Regions from separate parts of the Homo sapiens genome. Here region 2 is linked to region 1. The links are chromatin contacts, found by Hi-C or POLR2A ChIA-PET in ENCODE. All regions are on one chromosome and are shown on one strand. The core of a region is the stretch at or near the end of the contact, and the rest is flanking DNA. Distances in the headings are between cores, read along the strand shown. Region 1 holds the start of CFAP97 (cilia and flagella associated protein 97). Region 2 has its middle 21 kb from the start of SORBS2-AS1.

The links. A loop is a pair of places that touch in the nucleus more often than their neighbours do. ChIA-PET counts read pairs that join two places held with the same protein, here RNA polymerase II (POLR2A). Pooled maps may share reads with other maps.
Region 2: a pooled map shows a loop between it and region 1 (4-fold over the local background). The contact joins the enhancer-like site here to the promoter of CFAP97 in region 1. A Hi-C loop is called at or near these places in 4 of 50 pooled maps. POLR2A ChIA-PET finds 5 or more read pairs at or near these places in 2 of 52 experiments (GM10248 and PC-9).

The regions. Positions count from the first base shown.
Region 1 is chr4:185,201,515-185,206,033 of GRCh38, reverse strand. It overlaps CFAP97 (cilia and flagella associated protein 97), which reads left to right and starts at 2,034. Exons shown (of 5, transcript NM_020827.3): 1 at 2,034-2,136. It also overlaps a transcript of SNX25 not described here. RefSeq lists enhancers at 882-971, 1,082-1,191 and silencers at 1,951-2,122, 1,732-2,501.
Region 2 is chr4:185,564,728-185,569,246 of GRCh38, reverse strand. No RefSeq gene overlaps it. Among named protein-coding and RNA genes, the nearest start is that of SORBS2-AS1, 21 kb to the left of the region's middle. RefSeq lists an enhancer at 1-4,519. Within about 2 kb of position 2,131, at least 23 of the 41 ENCODE cell types and tissues checked have a DNase peak (open chromatin) inside an H3K27ac peak, as active enhancers do.

The DNA of each region.
Region 1 (4,519 bases), core at 785-3,284:
TTCCACATTCTTGCCAATCCTTATTTTCTATTTTTTTGACTAAAGCCATCGGTATCTCATTGTGTTTTTGACTTGCATTTCCCTAATTAGTGGTGTTGAGTATCTTTTCATGTGTTTATTGGCCATTGGTATATTTTCTTTGGAGAAATATCTACTCAAGTCCTTTGTAAGATAAACTTTTGACCACAGTTTGTTTATTTATTTAGAGACAGGGGCTTGCTCTGTCGCCCAGGCTGGAGTACAATGGCGTGATCTCAGCTTACTGCAACATTTCCCTCCTGGGTTCAAGCGATTCTTCTGCGTCAGCCTCCTGAGTAGCTGGGATTACAGATGTGCACCACCACACCTGGCTAATTTTTGTATTTTTAGTAGAGACGGAGTTTCACCATGTTGGCCAGGCTGGTCTGGAACTCCTGACCTCAGGTGATCCGCCCACCTCAGCCTCTCAAAGTGCGGAATTACAAACGTGAGCCACCGCGCCGGGCCAACCACAGTTTAACAACTATCCCTGGAAAGTGGTGCCAACACAGTTTTATTAAGCACTTTAAAAGAAAGTGAAATTCTTGCTTTTTTTTTTTTTGAGACACAGTCTTACTCTGTTGCCTAGGTTGGAGTGCAGTGGCACGATCTCGGCTCGCTGCAACCTCCACCTCCGGAGTTCAAGCGATTCTCCTGTCTCAGCCTTCCGAGTAGCTGGGACTACAGGCTCACGTCACCACGCCCAGCTAATTTTTGTATTTTTAGTAGAGACAGTGTTTCACCATATTAGTCAGGCTGGTCTTGAACTCCTCTCAGGGGGCCCCACCCGCCTCGGCCTCCCGAAGTGCTGGGATTACAGGGGTGAGCCACTGCGCCCAGCCAATGCTGTCTTTTAGGCAACAAAAAGAGAATTGATTATACTTTTGGTAATTAAGACCAACAAGTACAAAATGCATTGTGAAGGACGAAAATAGACAATCCTTACTGGAACTCCCCGGGACAGGCAGGGTAAGACCCATATTTCCTACCCTTCTTTGCACTTAGATGTGAACAATATTTATTAACTACTGGATTGTATACCATTGCTGCTATAACAAATTACTACAAATTCAGTAGTTAAAACAACACAGGTGTATTGTCTTACAGTGCTTAAGGTATTAAGTCTAAAATCAAAATTTGCAGGCTCTAGTTCCTTCCTGAGGTTTCAGGAGAGAATCCGTTTCCTCCTTTTGCAGCTTCTACCTGCACTCCTTGGCTCATTGCCTCTGACATCACTCCAACCTCTAGCTTCTGTGCTCACAGCTCCCACTACTGACTTTGAACTTCTTGTCTCCATCTTATAAGGACCTTTGTGATTCCATGGGGTTCACTGGATAATCCTGGTTAATCTTCCCATTTTGATCCTTAATCACATCAGCTAAATCCTGTCTGCCACATAAGGTGACATATTCACGTGTTGTGGGGACTAGGAGGTGCACATTTTTGGGGTGCCATCATCCTACCATACCTGAGAGTTCAACGAGAAGTTATTGTATTCAATATATTCTGCAGAGATCATTTTTACCTTAGATTGTTTTAACTACCCACCTCGTTTACCACTCGGCAAAGGTCTTTCCATTCTGAAACCAGCCTCTGGTCCACAGAACTAACTAGTGGTATGAACTGAAATTTGCTGATAGAAAATATCACAAACACACAGCCGCCGTTCTTTTTTATTCTTGGTTTGGTAGAGAATTACAAGATAATCAAGGCAGCTTTCCCTATTAACGCACGAGAACAACGGGGCCTACCCGCGCCGCCCTAGGCAGCCGGGAGCAGCAGTAACGCCTCTAGGGCGCCATGGCAACCACGCGGGCTGGACCGCCTTCTTCCGCGGCTCTTCTAGTGTGCGCGTCCCTGGCCCGGCCTCCACTCCGCCCGCGTGGAGCCCCGGCCTGGCCGCCTGCCCGCCGCGCTCTGTGACGCCCGCCGCGAGGGCCGCACGAGGCCCGGCGTGCGCCCCCGCCTCTCCCGAAGCGCCGGGCCCCACGCCGCCCCTCCTTTCCCTTTCCGCTCTCTCCGCCTCCGGAAGCGCGGGCGCGCGGCGCCGGGAGCCCGTTCAGGGCCGCGGGAGTGCGCCAGCGCCGCGCGTGGGGCTGTGGTGGCCGCGGCTCTCAGGTGAGGGGCGCGCGAGCGGCTCCTGGCTCCCTGCTCGCGGGGCGCCCGCCACGCTCCTTTCCGTTCGCATCCGTCTCCCCGCTCCGGAGCCCAGGCGGCGGCGAGTACTCGGGGTGGGTTTAACGAAGCCTGCGCGGACGGTGGGAGACCGCGCCCCCACGACAGGGGCGCCCGCGGCGGCGGGTCGCGGCGCCGTTCCACCCCGGTCCCCTGTGAGAATGGCGGGTCCCGCCCTCTCGCGCGTTCCGGGTGGCTTTGAGGGTCAGGATCAGCCCTAAATTGAGATTGGGCCGCGACCACATGCCGGGCCCTGACGACTTCTTCCTACTTGTAGGGACTCGAACCTAACCCACGAGGCCCGAGGGGTTATCTGCCTTCCGGGGACGGTAGGGGATGTAGACAAGAGCCTAGCGTTCCTGGAAACAGGTGTTTAATTTGGGCCGGGATTTTCATGTACCCAATTGGGCATCTTGTTGGAGGCCTACTGTGCTGTTTAACTACAGAAATGTATTGTCACAGTAACAAGATGACAGTTTAAAAAGTGCCCGGTGCTTTTCTGTGTATTTTCCTGATGTTTGGTGAAAGCATTAGTCTTGTTATTGCTGGTCTGTAGGACCTGGCAAGTGGGGCGTGCCCAGTGACTCTCAGGCAGCTTTGATAAAAACTTACCTGTCTCTTTTTTTTATTTTTATTTTTTGAGACAGGGTCTCGCTCTGTGGCCCAGGGTGGAGTGCAGTGGCACGATCATGTCTCACTGCAGCCTCCCAACTCCTGGGCTCAAGCGATCCTCCTGTCTTGGCCTCCCAAAGTCCGGGGATTACAGGCGTGAGCCATGCCCCTCCTGGCAAAACTCTGTCTTGATTGAGCACCAAAGGGTTGTTATGGTCTGATGAACTATCCTTTAATTTTATCCTTTCCTAGTCTGTTGTAAAGAGAATCTTAACTACTTTATTAAGTCATTTTTCTTATTCTCTGGTAAATTGAATCACTTACCTCGTAGTAAATGTTATCAAAAGAATTGCTCAGTGGATGGGATTGTTGGGTAAATTTTCCTGTAAATTAAGTCACATGAGTGTCGAAATCTTTACAGTAACTCTGTTGGATATTATTAACTAAAATTTAAACCTGAAAAGTCTCACAGGCACCGGACTATGCACCAGGGCGCATGAACTGTGACCACTTAGGGAGGCAGCTGGCTTCCAGCTCTTGGGGACTGCATGACCTTATCATGGAAATGCAGATAAAGGCATAGTTGTGGTTTGTGCTTCCGGAGGGGTGGGGGAAGATGGCAGGAAACTATCAAGGAAACTGGGTTGAAACCCGGTGATTTTTTTTGTTTGTTTGTTTTTTGAGATAGGATCTCACTCTGTTGCCTAGGCTGGAGTGCAGTGGCCTGATCTCGGCTCACTGCAGCCTCAGCTCCCAGGTTCCAGCGATTCTCCCACCTCAGCCTCCGGAGTAGCTGGGACTACAGGCGAGAGCTACAACGCCCGGCTAATTTTTGTATTTTTTGTAGAGGTGGGGTTTGGCCATGTTGGCCAGGCTGGTCTCAAGCTCCTGGGCTCAAGTGGTCTGCCTGCCTGGGCCTCCCAAAGTTACAGGCATGAGACTGTAACATGAGCCACCGCACATGAGCCTCCATGCCCAGCCACACACATACAAGGCGATTTTTCTACCCTCGTGGGTAGCAAAGAGCATGGCTCAATCTTAAATCTCCTAACTCCAAACTCCTTTGTGGGATAAACATTCTTTGAATGACTAAATTCATCAGGTTCTCCTTTGGGTACTGGGGTTATAAAGATGAGGAAGTGACGAGGAGCTCCCAGTCTGGCAAGGAGACAAGTGTAGGGGATGGGGGGAAAAACAAAAATCCTTTTTCCTTTAGCTGGGTCTGCAGCTGGGGCTGTAAGGCAGATTAACAGGAGAAAAGGCATACGTATTTTATGTTAATTTTTACAATGACACAGGGCTTTCCTAGAAAAGAAGTGGATAGGCCAGAAAGTTTCTATACGGTGTTTAAAAGATGATAAACTGTGGAGATACGACATGAAGAGATCATAAAACCAGGTGGAGGGTTAGACCTCTAGGGATTGAAACTATGGGACGGTAAATACAGGCATACCTTGGAGATATTTTGGTTGCTTGCAGACCACCACAATAAATTAAATCTTGGAATAAAGCGAGTCACATGAATTTTTTGGTTTCCCAGTGCATATAAAAGTTATGTTTACACTATACCGTGGTCTGTTAAGGGTACAATGGTATTATGCTTAAGAAATGTACATACGTTATCTAAAAAATAATTTATGGCTAAAAAATGCTGTCAATCATCTGAGCCTTCAGGGAGTTGTAATTTTTTTTTGCTGGTGGAGGGTCTTGCCTC
Region 2 (4,519 bases), core at 882-3,381, 360 kb before region 1:
GGTGCTGTTGATAAACAGAGAACAAGGCCAGGCCCAGTGGCTCATGCCTGTAATCCTAGCACTTCGGGGAGGCCAAGGCAAGTGGATCACCTGAAGTCAGGAGTTCAAGATGAGACTGGCCAACATGGCAAAACCCTATCTCTACTAAAAGTACAAAAATTAGCCGGGTGTGGTGATGCATGCCTGTAATCCCAGCTCCTTGGGAGGCTGAGGCCGGAGAATTGCTTGAACCTGGGAGGCGGAGGTTGCAGTGAGCCGAGACCGCACCACTGTACTCAAGCTCGGGTGAAAGAGCCAGACTCCATCTCAAAAAAAAAAAAAGAAAAAGAAAAAGAAAAAGAAAGAAATAGAGAACAAAATCTCAGGCTTTGAGAAGCACTGGGATCCCAAGACAGGAAGCGTAGTGCTGAGCTTTAAGCACCAGGTCTGACCCAAACCGCCTGGATTCAAACCACAGCTTTGCCATGTACTGTGTATTTTGGACAAGGTATTTCTGCCATCCGTTTCCTTGTAAATCGGATTCGTAGCAATGCCTACCCGCCAGTGCTGTGTTGAGTACTGATATGTGCATAAAGGGTGCTTATAAGAGTGCCTGGAGCCCACTGGGCTGTCTGTGTGTCATCCTAGTCATCAGCACGGCATCACCCACTGCTATTCTGACCTTGTGTTGTGATCCTTGGCCAAGGGTGACATGCTCAGCCCACCTCCACTAGGCCTCCTTTTCAGTAGTTATAATTTCAGGGTCTTCTATGTTACCCCAGGTAACCATTTCCTTCAGACCGAAACTATGAAACGAAGAACCCAAATACCCATTTATATGCTGGCCTTAGATAGAAAGACACAATCACTTTCTCTTTTCTTTGCATAATGTTTTTCTAAACTGCAGCCCATTCGCCACCATCCTGCTCTAGGACCACACTAGAATGGAGGAAATTCTCCCAAACAAAGAAAGGTGAACATGAATGAACCTACCCCTGGCTTCTTGGTTTATGACACTCCAGCGTATGACCCAAAGGTCAAAGAACGCTGTTGTGAAAGTAGATTCAAATCTTTCTGTGTTTCGGCCCCTGTTAAGCAAAAGCTTTGAGATCCAAAAACAAAAAACAAAAAACTTGACAATCCTATCGATTTGTACAATGCTGGTGGACCCCTGGAAATAAGTTGTCATTGAAAGTATGAGGCAAACGCCTTTTTTAATGATTTCAAGCAATCTGTGGACCCACAATGCCAGGCAGCACTCTCAAAGGCCTCCTTGTGAGTGTGTGTGCCTGGAGGCTGCGGGTTGCTGGCCCCCTTCCATCGTCCTGCAAACACAGCACCATATTTGTCTTTCAGCTGTCACTATTTGTTAGGAGCCTATAAACAGAAGATTCTTTCTTAGCAACCACTGTGAAAAAGTAAAACCACCCCCACCCCCTCCAAAAAAAAAAAAGTCTGAAATGAGGAAAGAAAGAAAAATGAACTTTGCAAAATTACTTGTGGAAGTCACAATGACAATCCAATATGCAAAGTTTCAAAATTGCTGGCTGCCCTTGGTTTGGGGAAAAAAGAAAAAACTCTGAAGACGTTTTCAGAAGTCAGCTGCCAACAGATTAAGAGGCGACGAGAAATGATCTCACCACCATTTGTAGACGTCTGGTCACGCGGATATCTGCAAGATAACCAAGAATAATCCAGTTACGTGATTCGATTTCATTTCCTTGGAGAATGCTTCAGGCCTCATCTTGCTATTTTTAGCCTTGAGTGTCAAACGCCATGGGAAGCTCGTCCAAGGCTGTTCACAGATTACATGTTCCCCTAGAACAGGTAGGCGTTCTGGAAGCCAGAATCACTGACAAAGTGTCTGGAGATCGAAGCGTTAGAAGGAAGGAGAGACAGTAGGAAAATGGGCCTTTAGATTGGCAGCTACAGAATACCTTCACATAGACATCACCTCTCAGATAGAGAATTACAGAAAAATCATCAAACTGGTAAAGAAAGCATGAACCTTGACCCTAACAAAGAACACTGCAGAGGCCCTGTGGGAGTGCTCATAGCCACTTAATCTTTCAGGAAGTTTAAAATGTTTCTGGAGTGAAATCAGCTCACTCTTGCCAGCCTGAGAACAGCCAGTTTGGAAAACAGGACTTGTAGGCATGGAAACATCATGCATCCTGGTAACAAAACTCATTACAGGGTTTACTGGCAAAAAAATTGTGGAGAGTATCAGGGGTCAGGACAGGTTTGGTGCAATTCTGTGAGGCCAGATAGTATGAAATCCAAAATGACGATAACTAAAATATGCTAAGCTACAGTCATTAAATGGAAAGGATTAAACTTCTGTGAGCCAAGATCTTTCTCCTTCAAGCACTGCCTGTCTACAAGTATCAGGGCTGCTGATAGTCAAAACAACAGAAGGAAAAGATACCCAAACCAAAAATTTTTTTCTAATCCTATATTCCCACTACGCTCTTGAAGATAGATGATAAAGAGACATTGTTCAGAACTGAACTCTCATGAACAAACTGACAAATGTGAAAATATGTGTTATGAACAAAAAGACTCTCACATTGTCTCATTCTGATCTTCACAGAAGCCCTGTGATGAGGGCGTTATCACCGCAGCATGACAGATAAGGAAACAGGCCCAGGGAAGTCGAGGTCAGGAAGCCTCAGAGGCAGGCTCCCGGTCTAACCCCGGGGCTCATTCTCCCCTTCACCCAGTTGTCACCCCACACATGCTGTGCTTTAGGTGAGGATGCACTGATGGGCTGACACATCCAGATGCCAGGGATCATTCCGACGGTGCTGGGACTCCACCTCCAAAAATGCTATTGCAGTAGTATGCAGAGGTTATCAGTGAATGTGTTTTATTCTTACTATAAAAAGGGGAAACTGGGGGTTTTCTCTGTTCAAATCCCCCCCTCCCTCTGTCTCTGTATGAAGGAGCCGTTTTCTTCTTCCTTTCTTCCTTCTTTCTTGCCTAATAAATTTTCTCTCCTTAAAACCAAAAAAAAAAAAAAAAGAAAAGGAAACTGCTGTATATCATTTTCGTATTAGAAAAAAACTCTTTTCTTTGATCATAAAGTTTTTCCTTCTTTTTTTTTCTCACTCTCTTCCTTGCGTCTCCTTCTCTCTGCACTCTTCACATTCATTCACCTTACAATGGAGCCCCATACATTCTTAAAGTCCAGCTGGAGCTGAACTCCAAACTTCCCCGTGTCCTTGCTAGAGCCAGATGGTGCTTCAGTGACCACCCCAACCTTGCCTTCCTTCTCCCCCAGGCCTTCCCCCTGCACCCCATGCCAGCTGCTTTGTTTGCTGATAACGTCACAGGACAGGCAGTCATAGGCAACAACGAGGCCTCCAGGCAAGCTGGAGAATTGGTCACAGCCACTGCCAACTTCTCAGGACCCTCAGTCTTCTAGAAGCCTCTCTTAAAATGCCCAGAGTAAGTAACAGTGGAGAATGAAAAATTGGAGAAAGCATCATAGAGGTTAGCAAGAGTGGTGTGGCTCAACTTGGTGCCAGCCTGTGAAACCTATAAGCAGTGCTATGGTTTGAGAGCAGCAACACAACCATACATAATTAGGACTATGGTGGAAATTACCACATTCCAACCTAAGCCGCCTCCTCTATACAACTTTTAATCATTTTTTTTCCTTTTCTTTTTTCTCTCTAGTTGTAATTTAGATATTTAAGAAATAAAGTTTTCCCTGCCAGGATACTAAAAGTTAACCACAGCTATAATAGGTTAAAAGGTCCTTATGACTTTAAGAATTCAAATTTACTTTCCTAAGTGTTCAATTTAACATAACACAAGAAAAGAAAAGGAAGGGGAAATTCAAAAACTTGTCACTAAAAAACAAAAATTCTCCAGTATTATTTGTAATATACATAATTATATACATTTGAACCATCAATTTGCATGAATTTACACTTTTCTTAAAATCGACAATGCAAAATGTTGGCAAGGATGTGGAGCAACTAGAACTCTCATACACTGCCAGTGAGGATGCAAAATGGTACAACCATTTAGAAAAACTCTACGGCAGTCTCTTAAAAAGGAAACCACATGGCTGGGTGCAGTGGCTCACACCTGTAATTTCAACACTTTGTGAGGCTGAGGAGGGTGGATCACTTGAGGTCAGGAGTTCAAGACCAGCCTGGCCAACATGGTGAAACCCCATCTCTACTAAAGATACAAAAATTAGCTGGGCATGGTGGTGTGTGCCTGTAGTCCCAACTACTTGGGAGGCTGATGCAGGAGAATCGCTTGAACCAGGAGGGGGAGGTTGCAGTGAGCAGAAATCACATCATTGCACTCCAGCCTGGACAACAGTAAGACTGTCTCAAAAAGAAAAAAAGGTAAGCAAATACCTTCCATAGGATCCAGTCAGTCTACTCCTAGGTATTTACCCCAAATAAATGAAAATGTAAGCCTACACAGAGACTTGTACATGAATGTTCACAGCAGCATTACTCAAAATAACTAAAAACTAAAACAATCCAGATGCTCATCAATAGGTATGGATAAACAA